Linked DNA regions of Homo sapiens: region 2 is linked to region 1. A link is a contact called in ENCODE Hi-C or POLR2A ChIA-PET data. All regions are on one chromosome and are shown on one strand. The core of a region is the stretch at or near the end of the contact, and the rest is flanking DNA. Distances in the headings are between cores, read along the strand shown.

Evidence for each region. Hi-C counts contacts between places; a loop is a spot of excess contacts on that map. ChIA-PET counts read pairs that join two places held with the same protein, here RNA polymerase II (POLR2A). Pooled maps may share reads with other maps.
Region 2: a pooled map shows a loop between it and region 1 (2.9-fold over the local background). The contact joins two enhancer-like sites. A Hi-C loop is called at or near these places in 8 of 168 maps with a recorded cell type or tissue (Calu3, PC-9, Panc1 and 5 more) and 11 of 50 pooled maps. POLR2A ChIA-PET finds 5 or more read pairs at or near these places in 4 of 52 experiments (A549, PC-3, Panc1 and 1 more).

Annotation. Positions count from the first base shown.
Region 1 is chr6:40,910,475-40,915,657 of GRCh38, forward strand. The region is part of intron 1 of LOC101929555 (a long non-coding RNA gene); the gene reads right to left. Among named protein-coding and RNA genes, the nearest start is that of UNC5CL, 130 kb to the right of the region's middle. Within about 2 kb of position 2,042, at least 6 of the 41 ENCODE cell types and tissues checked have a DNase peak (open chromatin) inside an H3K27ac peak, as active enhancers do.
Region 2 is chr6:40,995,376-41,000,558 of GRCh38, forward strand. The region is part of intron 1 of LOC101929555 (a long non-coding RNA gene); the gene reads right to left. Among named protein-coding and RNA genes, the nearest start is that of UNC5CL, 41 kb to the right of the region's middle. RefSeq lists enhancers at 1,597-2,270, 2,271-2,943. Within about 2 kb of position 2,021, at least 15 of the 41 ENCODE cell types and tissues checked have a DNase peak (open chromatin) inside an H3K27ac peak, as active enhancers do.

The DNA.
Region 1 (5,183 bases), core at 792-3,291:
GGCTACCCTATTCTTCTTGCCAGTGATTGAATTACAGCTAAGCATGGGGCCACTGAGACCTGAGAGAAGTTCCACTGGAGCCCTTATGAGAATTCTTGCCCTTAAGATAAAGATCCCATTAAAGACAGCCCTATTTCTGCCTTTGGACATCACTGTGTTAGAATGTGTGGCCTAAAACTGCTGTAAAGAGGTGGAGGCAGAATCCTACCACCTACTCTCTCTTTGTTATGTGACTAATATCTTCCCTCTCTGTTTGATGTTTAAGAGTTTTTTTATTACTTGCAACTGATAGCTTTCTAACCAATATACCATCACTTTTTTTCATGTATTCATTATTCACATCCACATAAGCACTTCTACATGTGAGAGCTGAGATAGTCACCAGGAATACAGTATCGATAAATGCATGAGCCCTCGCTGCCTTCAAGGAGCCTATAGTCATGCATTCCTGCATCTGTCATGTCCCCTGCTTGCACTTGTCTCTCCTGATCATTTCTGACCCTTTGTGGCTCACCTCTATAATATACACACCTAATTGTTTACCTTCTCTGTGAACTGCCATGACTGACAACCCTTCCTCAATGCCATACACACCCTATGCTTTTGTTATAGCACTTTTCAGACTGCCTTGCAATCGCCTCTTCATTAGCCTGTGAGCTCCTATTGTGAACCCCCGAGGCAGCCACAGGGCCTGGATATTAATAATGCTTAGTCAGGCATCTGCTAACTAGCCACCCTAAGGACTGGGGGCACTGTGAAGGCAAGTTCAAATGTTGGGAAGAAGTCACCAGCTATTGCTTAGAAACCAGAGCAGGGGATGCAGGCAGGTCCTGAACTACAAGCCAAAAGATGAGAGAACACAGAGAGGAAGGAGGGCCATATTGGCAAAGGACAAAAACCCCTGTCCCTCTTGGCCCTTCCTCCAAGCCCCAAACTCCTTGACTTCTCCTCCCAGAGGTCACTGCACAACCAGGAATCCACCCAAAAGAAATATGAAGCTTTCATCTGTTTAGCTGTTTGGCTGGATGGGCCCTTGTTTTTATACTCACGGGTCTAGTTAGGTAACACTCTTCCCTTTCACCAAAGTTCTGCAGCCCTCCACCCCCACCCTCCTTGATCTTCAGACATGGCTCATTGTGTTTCTGGCCCTGCCTGCCTCCTTTCTAACCCATCCTTCTTAGTCAGTTCATCAGAAAGTGGTTTCCTGATTGATTCTTCTCAATGGGTTTTCTCAAAAGCCCTTTTAAATTAAATTATATTATTTGTTCCAAGGTAACTAAAGCCAACATAAGCCAGCCCAAGTTCCAGTGCAGCTCAAACAGGTGACTTCTCATATGATGCAAAGGTTCTTAATTACAGACCACAGAATTCACTCTAGTGGATTTAAACACAAGGGTCTTTATTAAGAGGTAAAAACAGTGAAGAAGGCTGAAGAAACAAATCTAGACGAATAGTTCTCAACCCTTGCTTTACATTAGAATTGCCAAGAGAGCTTACAAAAATAAAATGCTCATGTCTTTGTTCAAGCCAATTAAATCAGAATTTGTAGTATTTTTTTTAAAGGTCCAAGTAATTCTAGTGTATAACCAAGATTCAGAGCTATTACTCCAGGCCAATGGGTCGCAACCTTGGCTACATACTGGAATCACCTGGGAAGTTTTAAAAATGCTGATGCCCAGGCACCACCCTTAGAGATTATGACTTAATCTGGGGTGTGGCCTTGGCACCTGCAGTGGTCAAAGCTTCCCAGGTGATTCTAATTAGAGCCTTGGCAGAGCTCCAGTATAGTCTAGGCCAGTACTTCTCAACCTTGACTGGGTGTGTGAATCACCTGGGGGTGTAGCTGATTCTTTAGGAGTGGGCTGGTGCCTGGGATTCTACTCCTGATCTGTGGACAACAGTTTGAGATGCTAGGCATTAAACTGAACTTCCAGGATTGGCTCCCAAAATTACAGCACAGAATCGGGCCGCCTAAGGAGCTGCGGCCTCCCCTGCAACCAGGAAGCTGCGGTATCTGACATCTGCCACCAACAGCTGTTAGCAACAGAGCTAGCACTCCTGCAGTGACACCCACTGGCCAAGTAAATGTCCACACACTCCACCTCTCTGCTCAGTGACTTAGATCCAAATCCAAATCTTACCTGACTACAGCTGCTTGGTGGATCCTAAGGCCACACCCTGAATCTACCTGCAAAAGATGCCTGGGAAACATATTTGCCAGCTCTTCAGTCTCAGCACGCTAGAGAGGGATTGAAACAAGTGTTGAATAAACCAATTAGCAGTTATGAGAACAGTGCCAGGAAAGTCACACTGCCTACCTTACTGAAGCCTGAAAGTCTACCATTTGAAAATAATTTCTTAAAATTAAGCACTGTTGGCCGGGTATGGTGGCTCCCGCCAGTAATCCCAGAACTTTGGGAGGCCGAGGCTGGTGGATCACGAGGTCAAGAGATCAAGACCATCCTGGCCAACACGGTGAAACCCTGTCTCTACTAAAAATACAAAAAATTAGCCAGGCGTGGTGGTGAGCACCTGTAGTCCCACCTACTCAGGAGGCCGAGGCAGGAGAATCACTTGAACCCGGGAGGCAGAGGTTGCAGTAAGCCGAGATCACACCACTGCACTCCAGCCTGAGTGACAAAGCAAGACTCCAAATCAAAAAAAAAAAAAAAAAATAAGCACTGTTGATAAATGCACAAGGTTATCCATGCCAGCAAAGAATTACCAAAGAATTAGAAACAGCCTTAGAAGACTGGCTAATCATGAAGCACCCTTATAGTGGAATAAAACTATGCAGCTAATGAAACAAAAAAATAAAAATAAAAATAAGGCAACTCTCAATGGGCTGATATTGAAGGATCTACAAGGCATATTAAAAAGTAAAATGTAAAAAAGCAAGATGCTATAATTTGTGCAAAAGGGATATAAGAAATACATGTACCTTTATGTTAGTAGGGACCCTCCGGAAGGATGCATACAAAATAGGATTCAGATACTGATTTCAGAGAGGGGAACTGGGTGGTTAGAGGATGGAGATGGACCATAGGCTTGGCACAATACATCTGTCCTACCTTTTGGATTTTGCACCTATTATATAAATAAATACAATCTGCTTTATAAATGAATTAAAATCTGCTCTATGAAAACGCCCTGCAAATTGTGACAGATGCATGCATGAATTTATTCAACACAGATGTACCTAACCCTCTCCCCATTCTGAGCCCTGTCTCAGTTCTGTGGAAGGGCCATGGCATGGTCCCCAAGACTGTAAGACCCCATGCCACAATGTGGTGAGTGCAACCGCAGAGGTGGACACACAGAGCCCCAGAGCACAGAGGAGAGGGTGATTGGTTTAGTCTAAGGGGCCCCGAGAATGTGGTCTATAGAAGGCATTGTTTGAAGGGAGACTTAAGGAAGATGTAAAATTGTGCTTGGTGAAGAAGAACATTCCAGACAGAGAGAACAGCTTGTGTGGTCTGGGGCTTGAGAGAAGGCACAGTATGCTCTGAGCAGTATGAGATAATAAGATGGCCAGAGCAGAGGTCATGGTGTCGGGGGTATACACCCACATGCATCTCCCTGAGCTCCCCACAACTCCCTGTTTGCGTGAGGATATACAGAGCAAATCATCACTGGATGGACTTTGAGGTTGGGAAGCTTTGATCTGAGATTCCCAGCTGTAGAGTGGTTCTCTTCTCCTGACCGAGTCCATCTGAAAAATGCCAAACAACAGGAACTACTAGACTCAGAGGTAGACCCAGCTGCACTTGATTATTGGTTTGCTTAGAAACACCTTGAACTAGGCTGGGTGCGGTGGTTCACGCCTGTAATCCCTGCACTTTGGGAAGCCAAGGTGGGCAGATCATGAGGTCAGGAGTTTGAGACCAGCCTGGCCAATATAGTGAAACCCCGTCTCTACTAAAAATACAAAAATTAGCCAGGTGTGGTGGCACGTGCCTGTAGTCCCAGCTGCTCAGGAGGCTAAGGCAGGAGAATCGCTTGAACCTGGGAGGTAGAGGTTCTGGTGAGCCAAGATTGTGCCACTGCACTCCAGCCTGGGCAACAGAGTGAGACTCCGTCTCAAAAAAAGTAAATTAATTAAAAAAAGAAACACCTTGAACTGAGGCAAAGAAGAAGCTAGACAACCTGTGCTCTTAAAACACTATTGTGAAATTTTAGGACCTTTATCTGAAGAAACTGCTTCATGCTTTGAAGGAGTGATGGGTCCTCCCACCACTGCCCACCGCCCACTCCCAGGTACTGCTGGGTTGAACAAAGGCAGAATGCTGAAGCCCACAGAGATGTCTCTGTCTGCATTCTCTCTCACCTTCCTCTTCTTAGGACCCCCCCTCTGCTGTGGGAGTTTAGATAGAGATACAAGCATTGAGAACACTGCAGCAGGCCAGAAAAGGGCAAAGGCATATTGGACAGGATCATGAAAGACATCATAGAGAGAGCCATTTAGGCTGCACCTGATGGGCAAGAAGGACTCAGGTGGGGAATAGGAGGAGGAGGTCAGGGACAGGGAGAGATGACACCACAAGAGCATGAGAAAGGGAGATGGGAAACACAGAGGCAAGAGAGACAATTTCCAGAGATGGTACATTCACCTCCCAGGCTGCTATAGCAACATACCACACTGGGTGGCTTAGAACAACAGAAACTAATTCTCTCATAGTTCTGGAGGCACAAAGTCTAAAATCAAGGTGCCATCAGGGCCATGCTCTCTCTGAAGACCCTAAGGAAAGATCCTTTCTTGCTTCTTTCTAGATCCTGGTATTCCTGAGCTTATAGAGACATCACTGCAAACTCTACCTGTGTCATCACATGGAAATCTCCTTGTGTGTCAAAATGTCCCTCTTCTTATAAGGATGCCAGTTATTAGATATAGGGCCCACCCTAATGCAGTATGACCTCATCTTCACATGATTACATTGGCAAAGACTATTTCCAAATAAGGTCATACATACAGGTACCAGGGATTTGGGACTTCAACATATCTTTTGAGAGACACAATTCAATACACAACAGATATTAAATAAGTTTCCTCTTCTGAGGAAACTGTGGAAGTTTAGTTAAGAATTCTAAGGATGTCTCCAAGCTCAGAGATAGAAAGTAACAGATCTGCAGGGCTCTCCATAGTCACTGCAGGGGACTTATGACAAGTGCCAGCCCTGCTCAGT
Region 2 (5,183 bases), core at 771-3,270, 85 kb after region 1:
CTGGGGTCACACAGCCAGTGAGAGGCAGAGTCAGTCTAAAATGTACAAGTCCTGGCCTGAGACTACTCTTTTTTTCCTGTGTGGTGTTTTAAGCATGACTGCAAATATTTTTATCCTCCTTCCATCAAGAGGTAGATCTATGTCCCCTACTTTCTTTTTCTTTTTTTTTTTTTTTTTTTTTGAGACGGAGTCTCGCTCTTGTTGCCCAGGCTGGAGTGCAATGGCACAACCTCAGCTCACCGCAACCTCCACTTCCCAGGTTCAAGCGATTCTCCTGCCTCAGCCTCCCAAGTAGCTGGGATTACAGGCATGTGCCATCACACCCAGTTAACTTTGTATTTTTAGTAGAGATGAGGTTTCTCCATGTTGGTCAGGCTGGTCTCAAACTGGCAACCTCAGGTGATCCGCCCACCTCAGCCTACCAAAGTGCTTAGATTACAGCTGTGAGCCACCACAGCAGACCTTGTCCCCTACTTTTTATTTGAATGGGTCCTTGGCACCTCCCACCAATAGTACATTTGGAATGAATGCTATGTAACTTCCAAGGCAGGGTGCATAGAAGGCCATACAGCTTCAGCCTAGCTCTCAAAGGACATTTATTTTCTCTCAGAGCCTTCATGTAAGAAGTCCAATGGGTTGGGTGCTGTGGCTCACGCCTGTAATCCCAGCACTTTGGGAGGCCGAGGTGGGTGGATCACCTCGGAGGTCCGGAGTTCAAGACCAGCCTGGCCAGCATGGTGAAACCCTGTCTCTACTAAAGATACAAAAAAATTAGCAGGATATGGTGGTGCACACCTGTAATCCTACTTACTCCGGAGCTGAGGTGGAAGGATCTCTTGAATCCCGGAGGCGGAGGTTGCAGTGAACCAAGATTAAAACACTGCACTCCAGCCTTGCTCTGTCTCAAAAAAAAAAAAAAAAGTCTAACAATCCTGAGAACTCCATGCTCTCTCAGCTGAGCCCACCCGTAAGCCAGCCCAGCCCAGCTGCCAGACATATGAGTGAAAAAACTATTGGAAGTGGATCCTCCAGCCCCCAGTGGTTGAAAGCACCCCCATTCCAGTCCTCCCCTGAAAGATCCACCTCTGTGCTTTTTTCTAACTTCTGACCCACAGAATTTGGGATCACAATAAAATAGTGGTTGTTTCATGCCACAAAGCTTTGGAGCAGTTTTTTACATCGTCATAGACAACCTGAAGAACTAGTAAACTCTCATGTTGGCTAATATTCTTGGGCTCCCTTCCCCCAGGTGACCAATGCCAGGAGTGTGTGACTTGCAGCACATGTGCTGAAGGTGGAGAGAGGTAGCCTCTGCCTCCTCACACTGCACATCCCCTCACCTGCCTCCAGTGTGGTCAGTTCACATAGGCTTTCACTCCTCTGCCCAGGCAAAGTTCTCCTCTCTCCTGCCACGGTCCTTTGTTTATATCGTGAGTGCAGGCTTGTCACACGGATAGCAACCAGATTATTTATGTTTGTCTTCACTAGACTACAGGCTCTAAAGGGACACAGCTGTATTCTATGCATTTCCCTGTGCTGAGGCCTAGCACCTAGTGGGCGTGAAATAAATACGTGTGGAATGAAACTGTCAAAGACCATGTGACCAGCTGGCCCTGACCCCCTGCTAACAAGCAGCAGACCCAGAACCCCTTTCTGGTTCTCCTCCAGGCAGGGCACAGTTGTTTCCTATCTGAGCAGGCTCCATTTGCTTCACATCAGCCCAAGAACAGGGAATGGGAAATGCCTTGTGCTGCAGGAGGGAAGACAAAGTAAGCCAGAGAGCACTTGGCCATCTGGGGCTGGGAGCGGAAGAGAATGGAACCATTCTGGAGAGCCAGACATTTGTTTTGTAGTTGTTGCCTTTGTGAATGTACATGTCCTGAAACCCTGGTTAATTTTCTTGTTCAAACATTGGTTTAAAATTGCTGGCTCTAGGAGAGATACTGTCCTTCAGCAGGTTCTGTTATAAACTTTGCAACTCCAAGGTCTGATTCAGCAGCAAGCTGGAAAAGTTCCTGGTTGCTAAGAGACCAGAGAGCAAATTAGCAGCTCACAAAAGACCCAGCTAAGACCAGTAAAAAATAAGACAAACGAAAACAAGGTAGGAAATGGGCCTCCTCAAAATCAAAATAAGGTAAACAAACTGGCTAGGAAAATGTCTGATTGGAAAAGACAATTATAAGTATTCTTCATGCTGAAGTAAAATGCACTATAGGTAGCTAAACTCTATCTTTGTCTTTTTGTCACTTGAAGAAAACAGCAGGGGAGCCCCTTTCTAGTCCTGAAATTCCGGATCTATGAGTCAGAGGGAAAAACAAACTGTCCCAGTTGATAAGGAGGAAAGAAAAAAGTGAAATAGGCTGCCTCTTTTATGAGCTCTCCCTGCCAGGACGGTGAATGGGCTACCTGGGGTGGTGGCCCAGAAACATTCCTGCAAGCAAACAAAAGCCTCCCCCCAGGAAAGGTTTCTGATCACTGCTGGTCCAAGGCTCAGCCGCAACAGAGGGCTCTGACCCCCACAGGACTTGGCCAGACACTTCAAGATCCCATCTGGCAATCAAGCATGAGAATTCAGGTACTTGTAATAAGAAGGGGCAAAGAGAAAAGTACCAAATAGGTCCCAGGTATTAAATATTTATTTTGTTAAAGTGCCTCTATAGCTATGATTTTTAGTAATTTCTTTTCTGGTCAGACAATCTAGTAAAATATTATATTAAAATTATTTTTAATCAAAAACAGAAAAAAGCATGCCAATCACTTACCTCTGATGGAAATTCATTCTCCAAGACACACAGTTTTCCTAAGAACCTACTGCTTAGCTGGACAAAATAGTAGGAAAATGCTCCAAGTGGAAATTACCAGCCTCTTGAGGGAGGAGCTTGAAAATCTTAAGTGATCACAGAAAAGTCACAGTCATCTGGGTTTTGGAGACCAGAGAAGAAATGAAGAAGGGCAAAAAAAAAAAAAAAAAGAAAAAAAGAAAAAGATGGGGTGTGGGGAGGAAGATGGGGAAACATGGAGCTACAAATTGGGAGAAAATTAAGGCAGCCAGTAGGCATATGTCAGGGAGCTATGGCGTGATATGCCTAAGAACTATGTGACTGAATAGCCTCCACTTATCAATATTTGTTGGACAGCAAAAGGATTTCAGAATATGATGGATCCAACAAGCATGAAATAATCTTTAGGGGAAAAAATTACAATTCCCCACATGGCAGCTTCCTTCAGATCTTTTCTGACAATCCTGTTTGTCAGATTTCTAAATCGCATGCAACTGCTATATTTTAGGCAGAGCTGGTATCTTCCTGGAAAAAGACCGTCCCAAATATTCAGTGCCCCTCCCTGCAGGAGAAATAGACACCTCCTTTCTGATATATGCAGCTCTGGCCAAATGACTTGCTTTGGCCCATGAAATGTGAGCAGAAGTCACATGTGTCACTTTGGAGTATAAGTTTTAAGAGCTAGCACGTGGTTCTCTGGCTTTTCTCTTGCTGTCACAATGACCAGAACATGTTCCAGATAGTGCCTTATCCAACAGGCTTGGTCCCCAAGAGAAGAAAGCATGGAACAGAGCTGTGGCTGGATTGCAGTGGACACGTAGCCCAGATGAAAAATAAGTTCTGTTGTGGAGTTACCTGCAATTGCAGCAAAACCTAGCCTATGTGACTAATATACATGGCCCACGGGACTAAAAGGTGGCCAGAGTTGCCCCTCGCCCTCATTCACATTTTCTCACTAGCTGGCCACAGTCTCACCTTGAGAGGAAAGTCATTATGCTCCAGGTGGCTTTCTTAGAATTCAGATATGTTGCCTGACTGACCCAGGAAATCAGGGCTGGCAGCCCTGCTGCTGAGCGTGGTTCAGTACCCAAGAAACAGGCAAAGATGGCGCACGGAGCTGAGAGGAGACAGAACCATGAACTTCGAGTTGGAAATGCCAGGTTGGAGCTGGCTCACCAGTTCTAATTTAACCCAAAAAGAACAAACAAAAAACAAAACAAGCAAACAGAAAAAAAAAAAAAAAACACTAGACCTTCTTATTCCTACCTTTAGAACTTTAGAGAGTGTTGATATTTAAAAAAAAAAAAAAAAAAAAAAAAAGGCAAACAAACAAAAAACTGACCCCCAAAGCCAAAAGAAATAACATGTCTTTATTGAAGAAATGTCCATTCTTCCTTCAAAGCCTCTTTCCCTTAACAAACGTGGTATGCACAGCAAAATGGAAAAGATGTCAGCCTCCACAGTACAGAGGAGGTGAGAAGATCTGCTTCCCAGCACACTGTGGAAAGGCAGGGCCTGGAGCAAGGCTGTGACCTCAGCTGCACATCTGGGTCCTAAGACCACTGGAGGGAGCTGTGCTGAGTCAAGGTTAGAGAGCCCTTGGCAAGCAGATCCCCGGCAAGGCAGCCAAGTCAAAGAGGAAGTTTGAACACTTAATGGGACATCAAATGGGATTTTCCCTGCAATCTCAGAACTTCTGCTAAAAGCCCTAAAGTGGATAGCAATAAGTAAAAGTGCCCCCGCAGTCTAAAAAGAAAGTGATCAGAGGATACCTGCAGGATTTTCTCAAAGATGAGTGATCCAATCCTCCCATCCCACCTCCACCACCCCAAGAGAATACTAGAAGATTTGCGAGTCCATTGAAATAGGCGCATTTCTAAGAGTAGGGAGTTGTCAGCCTAGTAGGAAAGGCTAGGGTGTTTCTCCATCCCTCCCTTTCCCCATGAAGGCAGGAGGAAGATGTTTCTCCCATCCTCAAGTGAGGCACAAAGATCCAAGAGAACAGCAGGGAGGTCAGGAGGCCTTCGAGAGGGAGAGAGTGAGTCCAATACCCAGCTGGGTGCTGGCTGAGCCACAGAAACCAGTAGGCTGACATGGTGCTCCCCAGACAGGAGCTTGGGGCTTGCCCTTGCCCCCAGGTTCTGGAACAGGGAGGCTGGCACCTGCTTTTTGTCCAGAGAATTGTAAAGGAATGTAGGAAGCTGGCTGGGCTGGCTTGCAGTGGCAAGTACAGAGAGGGCATGAGGTGGGCATCCCTCTCATCTGGGCCACGTGACCACTACGGAATGTGTCCCTACTCTAGGTCTGATAAGACTTCCTCCTAAAAGGGAAGCCCAGGAACTAGAGGCAAGGTGTGGGGGAAGGTGGTAAAAAGCAGACTAGGCCACCTCTCCAAGGCAGACC